Regions from separate parts of the Mus musculus genome. Here region 1 is linked to region 2. A link is a loop called in an ENCODE intact Hi-C map of the cell type or tissue named here. Cell type or tissue: heart. All regions are shown on one strand. Links, peaks and the distances in the headings refer to the core of each region. The heading gives the core; the rest is flanking DNA.

What was found. Peaks named below come from ENCODE experiments on the same cell type or tissue, not always from the same donor. Only the 100,000 strongest peaks of a DNase experiment are listed, where the experiment ranks them.
Region 1: a loop joins it to region 2, with 2.7 times the contacts of the local background. A loop is called at or near these places in 1 of 42 quality-filtered maps.

The regions. Positions count from the first base shown.
Region 1 is chr7:127,705,496-127,713,319 of GRCm38, forward strand. It overlaps Bcl7c (B cell CLL/lymphoma 7C), which reads right to left and starts at 3,271. Exons shown (of 6, transcript NM_009746.2): 1 at 2,941-3,271; 2 at 2,385-2,463; 3 at 1,938-2,046; 4 at 1,681-1,842; 5 at 232-317. The coding sequence starts at 3,032. Mir762 (microRNA 762) reads left to right here and starts at 2,992; the gene lies at 2,992-3,067. Ctf1 (cardiotrophin 1) reads left to right here and starts at 7,208. Exons shown (of 3, transcript NM_007795.2): 1 at 7,208-7,284. The coding sequence starts at 7,260. In heart, for the core only: CTCF peaks have their summits at 2,812 and 3,423; DNase peaks (open chromatin) are centred at 1,856, 2,796, 3,246 and 3,956; H3K4me3 peaks cover 2,537 bases; H3K27ac peaks cover 2,470 bases; H3K27me3 peaks cover 36 bases.
Region 2 is chr7:127,611,176-127,618,999 of GRCm38, forward strand. Zfp629 (zinc finger protein 629) reads right to left here and starts at 4,097. Exons shown (of 3, transcript NM_001362196.1): 1 at 3,908-4,097; 2 at 1,492-1,598; 3 at 1-1,387. The coding sequence starts at 1,564. In heart, for the core only: a CTCF peak has its summit at 3,487; DNase peaks (open chromatin) are centred at 2,606, 3,466 and 4,096; H3K4me3 peaks cover 2,523 bases; H3K27ac peaks cover 2,172 bases.

The sequences.
Region 1 (7,824 bases), core at 1,016-6,015, 94 kb after region 2:
GCATTCTGAGCCTAGATTTATTTATTTATTTTTTAAGTCCTTAGAGGAGCACCAAGATCATTCCAGGCTCTCGCTGCTCTTCTACCAGCCATGATGCAGCCCTCAGGGTGCTGTCTGTAATACTCTTCACCCAAGAATCCAACCTCCAGCTAAGCCTAGCACCAAGTCTCCCTGCTTCCCCAAAGCCTCCAGTCCCCACAAGGCCAGAGTGCAGACTCTGGCCTCTCTCACCTCAGCTTCTAGCAATTCTGGAACAGGCTCCTCCTTGGTCAGCTTTGGGGGTTCATCAGTACCGCCTGCAGGTGTCCCCCCTGGATCTGTAATACCAAGCAAAGAGAGACTTCCTAAGCAGCTACTCTGTGGTGGGAGAATGGATCAGGGACAAAAGAAGCAGGCAGGCACTGGTCACATATGGCAGCAGCAGAGGGGGATCCCTAGTTGCCAAGGAAGGCAGACTCAGTCAGGTTGGATCTCGTTAGTGGGGAGTGAGCCAGGAGACAACAGAGGTAGAGCAGAACTTAGGCAGACAGAAATAGATGCTTAGCAACCACGGATCCTAAATCATCTGCAGAATGGAAATAGTGTCAGTCAGACCACGAGAGGCTGCTGTGTGTGGGGGTCAAGGGTGGAGCTGCTCAGTAAGTGCCAGGTAGCAAGTTCATTCATTCACTTACTCATTCATTTCTTACATTTCTGTGGTAGTAGAGATGGGGCTCAGGGCCTTAGGCATGTCAGATAAGCACCTACCACTGGACGCTTCCCCTGCCCTATCCGTTTATATTAGCAAAAGTATTTGGAACAATCTCGGTATGGCCCAGGGGCCATGTCATGGTGTTCTTGACAGGGGAACAATTTTGGCGGCAACAGTTTGTCAAGGCCTCAGTGTGAAGTGAAGGAACCAGAGGCTGCGGGGAGCCGAAGAAGGATGTGAGGCAGGAAAATAGCCGTCTCGAACGTGTGCTTTAGGAGAGCTGCTCTGCAGCCACCGGGGACAGGCGTGGAGGCCAGAGCAGGTACAAGGGAGAAACGAGAAGGCAGAGCCAAAGGCACAGGAGTCAGGCACGCCTGGGAAGTGGTACTGACCAGACAAGGGGTGGACTATTTGAAGACAGAGGAGCTGAAGAAGGCTCAGGCCCAAGGTGTTGCTCACTGGCTCTTAAGTCTGGGCATCTTTCTCTGGATGTTGGTCTCCTCGTGTACAGAGAGGACTCATGATAGAATCATTGGTCCCAAAAGATGACAGTGAAGATTAAATGCGAAAACAAACAACAGAACTTCGGAGTGCTCAGAGGAACGACTCACAGACAAGCGGTTCTGTTAGCTGTTAATCTACTGCTATTAATCCCTATGATTATTGGAATTATTTATTCCCTGAACATCTATTACGCATCCCACATGATCAAGATCGGTATGGCTGACAGGAGATGATAACAGAAAAAGACAATAAGCAAGCAAAGAAATAAATCTGCAAAAAAAAAAAAAAAAAGTCAGCTGGTGATATGCTCCCTACAGATCTAAGAAGCCGGAGGATTGAGGCACAGCTGGAGGTGATCTCTGCCAGGGTCAGGGAAGATTCCCTGAGGGAGGCGGGACCGGGTGAGAGGACATAATATAAGAAACAAGGACAGGATGGTGGGTTCAACTTTGATGAGAGGGCTCCTGAGAGCCACAGGGCCCTACCTCTCTCCTGACCCAATTGTGGGGGCTGAGTATCTTCAGTAATCACTTCTGGGGGTCCAGTTGGTGATCCAGGGCGGCTGGGCTGGGGCGTCCCCCCAGGGCTGGGCTCAGCACCCTTTTGCAATGAACCTTCAGAATGGAAACTCTGGTTGCTGTTCTCATCTGATGAAGCAAAAGCCGCGCGTTAATTAGCCAGAGATCCCCAGGGGATTCCTTCAGTCCCCCCCACCCAACTCCATTCCAGAATCTCTACATACCATTGAGATCCAGTAGGATGAGGGGGCCTCCCCCTCTGGGACTGGTGCCCCTACCACGTCTCTCCCGGCCACGGGATCTCTCTGCCCCGCCTCCTGCCCGCCGCCTCTCCTGGGGGTTAGAGAGGTAAGATCAGAGCTAGTTGTCTAGGGAGCTCTTACAAAGCCCTTCAATACGAATAAGGAAACCTAGGCTCAGAGAAGCGAAAGGTGCTGCATCAGGTTGTGTAGATTGAGTTAGGCCTTGAACTTGGAGAAAGTGTGTGTGTGTGTGTGTGTGTGTGTGTGTGTGTGTGTGTAAGTGCGCTCGCGCCCCCTAATAATCGTTACCATCTGCCTGGGCTCCACACTGGAGTCTCCAAGCCGACTGAAGGTGGAGGCCAAGGCTGGGAGGGAAATTGCTTGAGGCTGCACAGATGCAAGGCCTGTTGGGGGTTGGGGCTTGCTCACCTCCTCCTGGGGATCCACCACAGGCACCCACTTGAAGATTCGAAGGGAAGTGTCTCCCACAGTCACCCAGCGCTTCTCCCTGTGGGAGGTCAGGAGACTGGATCAGGGAGGCCCAAGGATGAGCCCCACAGACTGGAGGTCAGGGAGGTGTGCTAGGGTAGGGACAGCTTCGCTAACACTGGCACAGAAGCAGAAAGAGCCCTCAAACCCCAGGGCAAAGCAGAAACGGATATAACTTGGAGCTGCGGTTTTGCAGACACCTGGGGCACTCAGCAGGGCGCCACCAAGGCCTGGCCAGGGACTCTGGCAATGAAGACCCGGGGCCAAGCTTGCTAGAGTGTCAAAAGCTTCAGGGGGCGGGGCATAGATGAGGGCTCCCGCTCAGGGAAAGCACCACTCCGGACCACGCTTTGTAGACCTCTGGGAATTGCCGGGGAAAGGGGGCGCCCTGTCGATTCAGAGCACAGCTGGTGGGCGGGGGCAGCGGGCCAGGAAAGGGCGGACGCGTTTGGAGGAGGTGGCTTGGCTGTATCCCTGGCCCGGGGGCAGCGCTCACCATCTCCGGACCTTCTCGATGGTCGCCATCACCTTCTTGATGTCATCTTTGGCCCGGCTCCGGGTCTCGGCCCGCACGGTCCGGCCGGCCATGCTGGCGGGGCTGGGGCCGGGACAGAGCCCGTGGCGGGGCGGCCTGTGGTCCGGCGATCTCAGGCTGAGCGCCAGGCCCCAGCGCCGCTCTTTCGGCCTGCCGTCCCTCCGGGAGTTGGCCGCGCCCTCCCTCGCTCCCCAACGCCTCCGCGCGTCCCCGCCTGGCTTCCTAAGACCGCGCCCCGCCCCGGCCCGTCCCCGGAGCGGCCCGGGCGGCGCGGGCTGCTAGAGCCCCGGCCTGGAAGCCCGGCCAGCCCCGCCCCGGCCCGGGCCCGCCCCTCGGGGCGCACGGACGCACAGCGCCCTCTGCCAGCCACGGAGAGGGAGAGCTGGGGGGCAGCTGTGCGGCTGGACGCGCGCGGCCCGAGCGAGGCGGTGCGTTCCGGCCACGTGGGCTCAGGGGTGCGCGAGAGGGACTGTCCTGGTGTGCGTCCGCGGCGGGTGGGCGTCCCTGAAATGCTCTGTGCGCGCGTCTGCCCTCTCCAGGCTGTTTGATTCTACGCTGCCCAACTTAATTTGTTCATTCATTCATTGAACAGTCCCATGAACAGTGCCAAGTACGCGCCAGACGCTGCGAGTGGAGAGCGGGCCTCCTCAGCCAGAATGGCGGGAATGAGAAAGACCATGTAGATGGGGTAGCAGAGCAACTTGGCATTCCTTGAATCAGGTTGTGTAATTGGTAGAGATACTTTGGAAAACTGATAGTCTTCCAGTGAAAAACTTATACCAACCCCGTTTTCCAACACTTTCCACTCCCAAGCTATCAACACTCAACAGAAGAAATGTGTGCTTGCCTAGTTTTTTGTCAGCCTGACATAAACTAGGTCAGCTGGGATGAGGGAACCTTGGTGGAGAAAGGGCCTCAATCAAGATGCCCTATGGGTAAGTCTGTGGGGCCATTTTCTTGATGGTAGTTGATGTGGCAGAGCCCACACCACTGAGGGCAGTGCCACCTCTGAACACTCTAAGAAAGCAGGCTGGACAAGCTTTGGGGAGTAAGTCAGCAAGCAGTATTCCTCCAAGGTCTCTGTTTCAGTCCCTGCCTCCAGGTTCCTGCTTTAAGTTCCTTCCCTGACTTCATAACGGACTATCACTGCAAGCTGAACTACATTCTTCCCTCCACGAGGTGCTTTTGGTCATGGTGTTTATTACATCACTAGAAACCTCACTAGGACAAAATGTGGTGTCTGTATGAACACCAAGATATGAATACTGGAAAGTTTGGGACTCTTTTCACAGTAGCAACAACCTGGAAACAACACAAAGAATGGAATGGAAGGGGCTGGCGAGATGGCTTAGTGGGTAAGAGCACTGACTGCTCTTCCAAAGGTCCTGAGTTCAAATCCCAGCAACCACATGGTGGCTCACAATCACCCATAATGAGATCTGACGGCCTCTTTTGTTGTGTCTGAAGACAGCTATAACAATAAATCTTTATAAAAAAAAAAAAAGAATGGAATGGAAAAGCAATTACAACCTATTTCTACCATGGACACGGACAGAACAGCCAGAATCACCAGAGTCCAGCTATGTGCAACAGTGAAGAGAGATCTTGGATGAAAGAAGTCAGATGTGACAGCATGCATTAGAATAATAATTAGAATAATTAGAATTATATACATACATACCTACATATAATTCTATATATAACAGAAAACAAATACATTTTGGGGGGGGGGTCTGGACAGTGATCACTATTGGGACTACCAAGCAAAAGAAGGGGTTTCTGGGACCCGCTTGTCACACTGGTCTTAAGTCTGTCAAGATGTACATTTAATACTTGTGTAATATTTCTTGTGTCTATTATAGTTCAGCTAAAGGTTTACTTAAAATGGATGCTGTCAAGATGTCTCAGTGAATAAGGCATTTGCCACAAAGCCTGATGACCCAAGCTCAAAAATTGGGAGCCCATGTGATAGAAGAGGGAACCCACTCCTGACAGCTCTCAGACCTCCACACCTCTTACACATCATACACAGGCAAAATAAATGAGAGACGTTTTGGTTTTTCCTTTAAAAGAAAAAAGGCCAGATGTGGTGGCTCACACTTTAATCCCAGCACCCAGGAGGCAGAGGCAGACAGATCTCTACATGTTTGAGGTCAGCCTGGTCCAATAATGAGATACATAGTAAGACCCAATCTCAAGAAGAAAGAAAGAAAGCGGGGGCTGGAGACGACGACGTGGCTTCCTGGTTAAAAGCTCTTACTGCTTTCCCAGAGAATAGTAGTTTGGTTCCCAGCACCCATGTCGCACTGCCTGTAAATCCCCTCCAGGGGAGTCCATGCCTTCTTGTCTCCTCCAGCACCCACTCAGACGCACACATGGCCCCGACACACACTCAAATGAAAGGGAAGAAGATGAGAGTGTCTCGCATGATTTTTATTTGAAGCTGCGCTGTCACTAGATAGGACGAGTCTGCTGTGCTATGTGTGTGAGGGGTGTCTGTGACGTTTTGGTGTGACCATGTCCACCATGACTGGCAGCGTTTCCAAACGGTAAGAAGTAAAATCTCTGCTTGTCACACCTGCGTGACCGTGGGCAAGTCATTTGTCTCATTGCCTCCTCTATTATGGAATGAGTTAATGTGTATATACAAGCATTCAGGATAGTGCTTGGCACACATGAATACCCAATACATACTGCTGGTTAGTGTGTGTGTGTGGCCACTGCTGACATTGTGGCCTCACCATTCACCTATGGTGTGCTCTGCCAGTGAACTTTGTTCTGACAGTCTGCTTGTGTTAACCCTCTCACGCAGGCTTTTCCAGTTTCCTTTCTCACAAGCTCCACTCAAGTGGAAACTTCTGGTTTGGAAAGTCAGTTATATCAAATGATAGTTTGCTGGGGCACACAGGTGAAAGGATGTCTTGTTAAGCAGACACATGAAAGAATGTTGTCCTGAAGCAGACACAGGTGAAAGGTCCCATGATGAAGGAGTAGAAATGTGACCCCAGGGTCAGTGGGACACTGAGCATTGGTGTGGTTTGCTCCGCCTTGCTGTACTTCCCTAAGAACACGAGTGTATTGGTTCACCTTACATACTGTTGTTGAGCTCAACTTGTGGTTACACCACCATTGAGAGAAACCCAGCCAAGAGCTGCTCCTGAGGTTCCTGTGGCAGCTGCTGCTTCAGTGGCCTTGGGCCAGTTGGTGAGCCTTGCAGTTTCTTCAGGATTAAACTACAGCTGCTGGTTTGTGCATGGCGTCTGCCTGCCTAGAGGACTGGACTGTAGCTGCTGAGTGTTTGGTGTTTGCTATGGGACTGAACTGCTGACAAAGGAGACCAAGCTTGCCCCCCAAAGAACTATTGCTGAGAAGGTCCACCTCCCCCATATTCTAACAACTTTTCTCTTCCACTGCCTCTCATGGGTGGTGGGCAAGAGGAGAGGTTAAACGTTTATTAAAAGTAGGTTGCAAAAAGAAAAAAAATATATGCCTATACTCCTTCATCTGACGCCTCATCATCTGGGTCCTCTCTGTGCCAGAGCCAAAGACAAGAGTAGGTGCTTGGGAACCAATTATAGAGGCAAGTGTGTCCAGTCCTTTCCGTGTCTACCCCAACGTTAATGAGTTGCTGTTCGGGTGTGACCTCCCTGAAGCTCGTGCTTGCCTGTGTAGAAGGCTGGGTCTGAATGCCTTAGTACACACACAGATGTGTGCGTGCGAGGGTCTCTAACGGTAAGGTGAGGAACAGTCTCACTTCTGATCAGTGTGACAGAGAAATTAGAAGGCATTTAAGATAACTAGACCAGGGGGTGCGTGCCTTAGGTGGACCCTAATCTAAACAAGGCTTCCCTGGCCTCTCTTTGTCTTCCCCAAAAAGGAAGTCCTGCCTGCATTCTTCTCCTGCCAGCCTTGCACCTTTCCTCTCAGGTTTCCCAGCTTTTCCCTCCAAAGCAGCCAATAAACAGGCTCTACCTCAGGTCTGAGCCTGAGTCTCCTCCCAACAGGACACAGAACTGCCTTAAAGGCCCAAGTTCCCATTCACTGTGCCAACACCTGCCTCCCAATTCTGGCCCCTTCCCAGTCTAAGCTCACAAGCCGGTTACTGAGCTCTGGGCCAAGGAATTTTGACTGAAAGTAATGGTGGGAAGGAAATATTTGGGGTCTGAACTATGATTGGCCGAGCCCGAGCCACGCCCCTAGCCCTTTCCCCCTTTTTCCCCCTCCCCTCCTCCTCCCCCGGAGGGGTGTGTTGAGGGAACCTGGATAAGCCTGGGGCCAGCATGAGCCAGAGGGAGGGAAGTCTGGGTAAGGGGTTGAATGACTTGATCCTGTGTCCTTGGTGAATAGGAGTCGGGGGGATCGAAAGCTGGGGTTTGGATGTCTGTCAGCACCACCCCACCCCCAAGTCTGGGAGGGGAACGGCCTGGGCGGGGGAGAGGAGACGCCGGTGTCAGGTAACCAGCGGGTGAGTTGGGAGAAAGAGCAGGCGCAAGGAATTGAGGCTTCAGGGCCTTGGGTTCAGGGGTTAGATCACCGAATATATATGGGTGAGTACACCCTGAAAAGGGGCTGGGGTCGGGTTGGAACAGGATAATAGTGCTTCTTGAGAATTAGGAAAGAGTCAAAGCTGAAAGACTGGAGGGAGAGGCCGAGTTAAGGAAGTCTTTGATCTTCGAAGAAGCTACAAGTGACGAGAGCTCAAAATACAGGCTTCGGAGATCTCGGCTGGCGGTGGGAAACTCCGACGGAGGGGATTGTCGGGTCAGGACTACATTCCCCAGCATGCATTGGGGTCCCGGCAACATACATATTGGGAAATGTAGTCGGCTTCCCGTGGCACCACCC
Region 2 (7,824 bases), core at 1,481-6,480:
CACTTGTAGGGCTTCTCGCCCGTGTGCGTGCGGCGATGCTGGATGAGGTGCGAGCTGCGAATGAAACTCTTGCCACAGTCAGAGCACTTATAGGGCTTCTCGCCGGTGTGGATGCGCTGGTGGCGGATCAGAGTGGAGCTCATGATAAAGCTTTTGCCGCAGTCGGCGCAGATGTACGGCCTCTCCCCACGGTGGATACGCTGGTGGTTGATGAGGTTAGAGCTCACACTGAAGCTCTTCCCGCACTCGGGGCACTTGTAGGGCCTCTCGCCCGTGTGCGTGCGCTGATGGCGCAGCAGGGTGGCACTCAGTGTGAAGGTCTTGCCACAGACGGGGCACTTGAAGGGATCCTCGCGCAAATGTGTCCTCTGGTGCTTGATGAGCGTGGAGCTGTGGCCGAAACTCTTGCCACACTCCAGGCACTCGTAGGGCTTCTCCCCGGTGTGTGTGCGCTGGTGCTGCGTCAGCTCCGAGCTCTGGATGAAACTCTTGCCGCACTCGGTGCAGCGATAGGGCTTCTCGCCTGCATGGATCTTCTGGTGCTTGAGCAGGTTATGATTCTGGCCAAAGCGCTTGCCGCACTCCGGGCACTTGTAGGGCTTCTCACCTGTGTGCGTGGCCTGGTGCTGGATGAGGTCCGAGCTGCGGTAGAAAGCACGTCGGCACTCGCCACACTTGTAGGGCTTCTCCCCGGTGTGGGAGCGCTGGTGCTTGATGAGGTTGGTGCTTTGTGTGAAGGCTTTCTCGCACTCCGTGCACTTGTAGGGCTTCTCGCCCGTGTGCGTGCGCTGGTGCTGCACTAGATTGGAGCTCCAGCTGAAGCACTTGCCACAGTCGGGGCACTTGTAAGGCTTCTCGCCTGTGTGTGTGCGCTGGTGCTGCACCAGGTGCGAGCTCTGCGTGAAGCTCTTGCCGCACTCTGAGCACGTGTTGGGCCGCTCCCCCGTGTGGATTCGCTGGTGCCGCAGCAGTTTGGACCACTGGCTAAAGCTCTTGCCACACTCGTTGCAGATGTATGGCTTCTCGGCCCCAGATGGGCGTCCCTGCACCAGCTCCCGCAGGCTGGGTTCACTGGCAGTGACTACAGGTGTGCTGTTCCAGGGGGTGAGGGTTCCCCACTGCCAATTGGTCTCACAGGCCTTGGTCCACTCTGACGGGGAAGGGACTACCTCGGGGGCTGATGGGTCCATAGGGGTCTGGTGATCTAAGGGGGAAGAACCCAGGGGGGTTGGGGAATCCTGAGGGGCTGAGGCATCCTGGGAGGGGCTCTCCAGGGGCATCTCTGATGGGTCCTTGGATTCTGGACTCTGAGCCGGATCTCCCAGGATGATCTCCTCCCCAGAACTTTCCTGCTGAGGGCTCTCCTCTTCGTTCCCACTTCCAGCACCTACAGACAGAAAGGGAGTCTCCAGCCCCCATCTCCTTTCAGAACATGGGGTCTGGTCTCTCTTCCCTCCCCTGTGACTGCCCACAGTCCCTTGTGCCCCTCACCTCTATGAGCCTCATTCTGGCTCTCTTCAGGACCCTGCAGATCCGGGCCCCACAGCACCGTCTCAGGCTCCATCCCACGGCTGCAGACTGTGAAGGTTCCAGGGTCTCTGGTGGGGAGAGATGGGTACACAATGGGACCAGGTTTAGTGCTTTTCTTTGTGCTCCCACTTGTGTGACTCTCGGGGACCTGCCGCCACTCACTTCTCCGACACCATTTCTCACTGAGCCCCTTAGTCTCAAAGGCCTGGTTCCAAATACTGCAAATCTTCCAGATTGCAATGAAGCAAGTCGGTGAATGGAGAGGCAATGGAAACCCCATCGTCATAACCCTCTGTACCTGCACTGAAGGCTGGAGCGCTATCCAACATTCAGATGGGAGGCAGGCTTTCACCCCACACATCTGATGCCCAGAGGCCTGGAAACGTGTTATTTTGCAAATCAGAGGAAGCTCATTAAGACTCCAATTTTCTTCCTTTATGGGACTGCTAATTGAGAGCAATAAACTTTTCCCTTATGAGCCCCAGAGAGAACTGAGACTGACTCTTTTTAAGGGGTTAAAAAAAAAAGTTTCCCTGAAGGGACAACTACTCACAAAGAGTGGGGGCAGTTTGCCATTCTCCAAGCACAGAGGATAGCCTATGGGTGGGAAGGGGAGTCTGAAGTCAGGGGCTCCTACAGGAGACGAAGGCAAGGAAAAGGGGAGCCTGACTCGGTGGCATACTTGGGAGATGGAAACCAGAGGATCAGAAGGTCAAGGTCAAGGTCAGTCCCAGCTACCCGAGACCTTGTCTCAAACAAAATGAAGGAGAAAGGACAAGCAAGGAGGGGAGGGAAGCAAGTGTGTAGAGAGCATAGGTGACTACCAGGTGTCTTCTTCCTTTCACTGCCTTGAGAGACTTAAGAGTCATTTGTCCATTTTACAGATTAGTAAGTAGACACTGGGGGAAATGTCTCCAAGGCCCCAAGGCGGGAAGTAACAGGGCTAAGACCACAAATTCCGCGTTCTGTGTTTGGCTTGCCCTGTGGCATGGGTTGACCTTGACAGTCACATGAGACTCCTACTTGTGGTCTCCTGGCAGGAGAGGAGGAGAGCTCGGAAGCCCGAGAATGAGCCAGAAAAGTGCAGGGAAGCCCAGTTCCCTCGGCTGCAAAAGTCAGACCCAGTGAGGAGGTCTGAGAGGCTGCGTCTCTGAGCTCTAGGTACGGATGTCCCCAAAGCCACCCAGACACACACCTGGGGACCCATCCTTCTGCCTTATTCTTTTTGTTGATGCTTCATCACACACCTAGGACAAGTACCCAGTAAAAACTCTGCTGGAGGACTGAGTGAGCTGGACACCTCATGCTCCCAGAAAGCCAGCCTATCTTGTTCAGTGTCTTTTAAGATCAGTTTGCAGATCGATGTCAGAAAAGTGACATAAGTTCGTCAGAGTGAGCCCCCAGGGGAAGGAGTCATATCTGTCACTCAAAATCCCGGGGGTGATCCCCAGGAGAGAGAACAGGGCTGCAGGAGGGCGCTGACATCTAACGGAATCCCTGGAATAATCTACCCTCGGGGTGACAGTGTGCATAGGTACTTTGTGCACAGGGACAAAGAGGACAAAGCTCACCAAGAGGTAGCTGGGGTGTGAAGCAGGTGAAGCAATGGACAGCTGACCAACTGCTAATGCAGCCGAGAAGTGAGTTAGCCATCCCCTATCTCTAAGTGTTTTTAGGGAGAGATGGGGGCCCCCCGGAGAGGAGAAGGTTACCCTGCTGAGCTGACCGAGAACAGGTAGGAGCTTAGATACTTGGACAGAGAAACTTAAAACTCAAGGGCCTACCGTAGAAGGGAAAGAGTTAATAACCAGGCCACATGCAAGAAGTAGCAAAGACTGCGAGGCGACTACTACTGGGAACCAGCCCAGGCCCAAGAGCGCCAGCCTCCTGCCCCGGACGACCCCCAGAGGACCGAGGCGGGAAGGACTGCCGGAGACGGCTGCCTTCCCGCGGAGGTGCGCGCGGCCCAGGGTGACCCTGACCAGGAGGCAGCGGGACCGCCCTCGACGCCGCCCCCCGCACCCCGGCGGACCAAGACTTGAGCGCCTCCGGCCGGGAGCACCCACCCTGTCCCCGGCTCCCAAAGCCCAGGCGAGCCGCCGGCGTTCCCTCCCCGCCGCGGACGCCCAGGCTGCCCGGCTCCGGGAGAGCGGCGGCCGCCTCGCCGCCCCCGGCCGGACTCGCTCTCTGGGCGCGCGCGCCTCCCCTCCCCCACGGCGGTCCCCGCGCGGTTCTCACAATCCCCCGGCCGCCGTCCCCCGCCGCCCCGGGCCCGGCCTGCGCCCCTCGCCCGTCGCCGCCTCCTTGGCCCTATTGTTCCCCGGCGGCTGTCCCGGGCCTCCAGGCCACCCCGGGAACCCAGGCGGCCCCAACTCACGGCTCTGGGGTCTGGGAAAAGCCGAAAGGCAGAGGCCAGCCCCAGGGGACTTAACCCCTTAAGTGCCCTGCCTCGGGGGACGGGCTAGATGCCGGGAACTCTAGGGTCCTTCTCAAGGGGTGATTCCAGGCTGAGGACCCGGGGACCAGTTCAGGGTGACTGGGACGGAGCAGGAAGTGACCCCAGCTTCCCGGGCCCCTCTAGCCTGGAGTCAGAACATCAGCTCTATGGGATTTAACCCTTTGCCTCCCACAGCCTGGGAAAAAATGAGGGGGTGGGTATGGAAGCAAGGAGGTGGCTGATGACGCCCCTCTCCCAGTGTCTAGTGGAATCACGGAAGATCAGCTTTTGGGGGAGCTCAGAGGCCGGCGAAGGTCTTCGGATTTCTGGCCATTCTCTCCAAAGACTCTGCCAGCCGCTCAGTTAAGCTGATCTCAGATTCGGCCGCCGCGGGTCCCCTGAGACCCGCCTTTGTTTGGACTCACCCAGGACTGGGGCTGGTATGCCTGGGTTGGTGATTAGGAGGTGAAAGCAAAGGTTGGGTGGGCTGACCTAGCGGTAAGAGCAGAAGCTAATGGGCCAGGCAAGGCTACCCAGCGCTACGGACCCTCTTACCCACCTCTCACCCCCCCACCGGTGGTCAGGTCTCCCTGGAGGAAGAAACTGACAAGGTAGGCAAGCATTACCCCTTCCCAGCAGCTCGGTGGTAAGGTATGCAACTCACTGCAGGGCAATCCTTCCATAAACTTAGGGAGCAAGAAGTAGTGGTGAATTCCTGTAATTCCGTTGCTTGGGAGACAGAGGCAGGAGGACCTGAAGGTTCAAAATATTCGTGGCCCACATAGCTCCAGGCTACCTAGCGAGACCCTGTTTCTAAACAAGGAACCTCACAGGGCTCCCAAACTGTTCCTGCTTGTGTCTCATTTTCTCCCCACCACATCCTGAGAGAGGACTTAGAATCATCCCCATTTTACAAGGCAAATTAATCAAGACATGAGATGTGAGGTAAAGTTCGAGGCCACAGTTTTCAATGAACCCAGGTGTGAGGAGACCAGAGTTGAACAATTGAACATTCTACCCTCAAAAAGTTCCATAGTAGCTAAGCACACCACCTGTAATCTTCAGCCATTAGTAGGCTGAGGCAGGAGAATCAAGAGTTGGACTTCAGGATCAGCCTGGGATGCACAATAGGACTCGTTTCAAACCTTAAATAAATAAATAAATAAATAAATAAATAAATAAATAAATAAATAAATTCCAAGCCCTGTATGGGAGTGAATAGCTGTGACTCTAGCACTGCAAGCTGACACAGGAAAATCACCATGAATTAAGACCAACCTAGGTGAATATATACTGGCTGGGTCAAACCCCCCTCCCCCACACATGTAGCAGATGTATATAGCTCGGTCTTCATGTGAGTCCTCCACAGCTGGATCAGGGGTTGTCTCTACAGCTTTTGCCAGCCTGTGGATTTTGTTCCCCTAACTGGGCTGCCTTGTCTGGTCTCAGTGGGAGAGGATGCATCTAGCTATGTTTGATGTGCCAGGGTGAGGGAATAGAAACAGGGGAGGCTCCACCCTCTCAGAAGAGAAGGGAAGGGGGATAGGGGCAGGCCTGGGAAGAAGGGGGCAGCAATGGGGATATAAAGTGAATAAATAAATTAATGGGGGGAAAAGACCAACCTAGGCTACACAGTGAGGCTACATGTTAAAACACCAATAAATAAATATTGACTTATAATAATGAATAACGTTCAAAATTTAAAGACTGCTATACTTAACAAATCAATGAGAAAACTGCTTCAGTTTGTAAACTGCTAGTTAGTAAAATGCACCCTGACAGCAAACTTGCCTAAGATAAGGACTGCCCTGAACTGCAAGCTAAACTTAAGAAACTGCCTCTATTGTCCTTGCAAGACAATGGGTCCTGGGAACTAACCACTAGTTTTGTTTAAAAAAAAAACAAAACAAAACAAAAAACTGCTTGCTTGCTGGAGAAAACTAAGGCACCTGCAGGATGTCTGTTGAAGTCAGACACTGCTTACATAAAGGCAGGATGTGAGTTAACTCCCTGAGCCCCGAAAGCTATCACTTTGTAACTTTGTGTGTGTGTGTGTGTGGGGGGGGGTCTTTATAAACTCTGTATTAATAAATCTGGGCCATAGGCAGAAAATTCTGGGTTCCTGGTATGGTCCTGGCAGTTTTTGTTTTTTTGTTTTTGTTTGTTTTTTGAGACAGGGTTTCTCTGTATAGCCCTGGCTATCCTAGAACTCACTTTGTAGACCATGCTGGCCTCAAACTCAGAAATCCGCCTGCCTCTGCCTCCTGAGTGCTGGAATTAAAGGTGTGTGCTACCATGCCCGGCTCCTGGCAGTCATTTTTTAAAAAGCTTCTTATTTAAAAAAAAAAAAATTAGGGGGCTAGAGAAATGACTCTGCAGTTAAGAGCATTGACTTCCAGAGGTCCTGAGTTCAATTCTCAGCAACCATAGGGTGGCTCACAACCATCTGTAATGGGATCTGATGCCCTCTTCTGGTGTGTTTGAGTTCAGCACCAGTGTTCTCATATACATAAAACAAAATAATTTTTAAGAATGGTATTGATTGGTGAATCTCTGAAAGACCCCAGACTCACAAGACTCTGTGTGTGCGTGTGCGCATGTGTGCACGCTGAGTACCTGTATGTATTCACACATGTGTATGTGCCACATACGAAGAAATCATAAGATCCTGGAAAGACTATCTGACCAGGGCATGATGGGAAAGCTAAAGCTCAAGCAACCCCAGTCTCAGTATTGCAAGGGGATACAGTTCTCTAGGCGTCTGGGGTTAGAGTGTGGCTCCAGGCTCCCTAGCACCAGCTCCCTTAACCCACTTTCCTGTCAGAGCATCTCCAGGTTGCCTCAGTAGTTCCCTTAACTCCTCCCACACAGTCAGGTCTTTGCAGGCCTTGGTTCCCTACTTCTTTTGTTCCCCATACCCTGTGACTGGGAACTCACACTATGCTATCTCTTTTTACAGGTTACAAACCATTTTTGCTTGAGCAGGTGTTTGTCTTTTGTGTTCTTTGTGTTCCCTGCTGTGTCCCCCCCCAGGGGCCCAAAACAACTGTAGCGCCTACTCAATTTGTTGAACAGACTGCAAAAGCTGGGCCCAGCCCTGGGGCAGGGAGAACCAGGACAGCTGCCTGCTGGGAGGTGCAGAGCAGTGGCTAATTAGGCCAGCGGGGGAGGGGGGTGGGGTTGGGGGTTGTTTTTGCTTGTTTGCTTTCTGTTTTAGCTGGGCTAATTGCTACTTCATTCAAAGATAAGTACGTAAAAGCCTACTCTCCTACCCTTATCCAGAACTCAGAGGTCAGAAAAAGTCCACCAGGCCAACCCTTTTCCCAGGGAGAGTGAGGAATGGGAGGTCCTGCTCCTAGAGAGGCAGGTGATGCGCTGACCCTATGCAAAGCTGATGTCTCCTTGCCCATGGGCAGCTCGAATGATATCTGTGTGTGACTCTGACAGGGGAACTTTGGGAAGGATAAAGGTGACCCTTCCCCATGCCTTTTTTTGAACAAAGCCCTGTCCATGTTTCAGAAATGATTTACTGTTGGGAGCCGCCCCCACATTCGCCGTCACAAGATGGCGCTGACATCCTGTGTTCTAAGTGGTAAACAAATAATCTGCGCATGAGCCAAGGGTATTTTATGACTACTTGTACTCTACCTTTCCCGTGAACGTCAGCTCGGCCATGGGCTGCAGCCAATCAGGGAGTGATGCGTCCTAGGCGAAATATAACGCTCCTAAAAAAGGGGACGGGGTTTCCGCCATTTCTCTCTCGCTGGCATCTCTCTGGCTCTGCGCGCCCTGCGCTCTCTCGCTGCCTAAAGATGTAAACAATAGAGCACGCTCTGCGCCCCGGCGCGCCAGAGCTC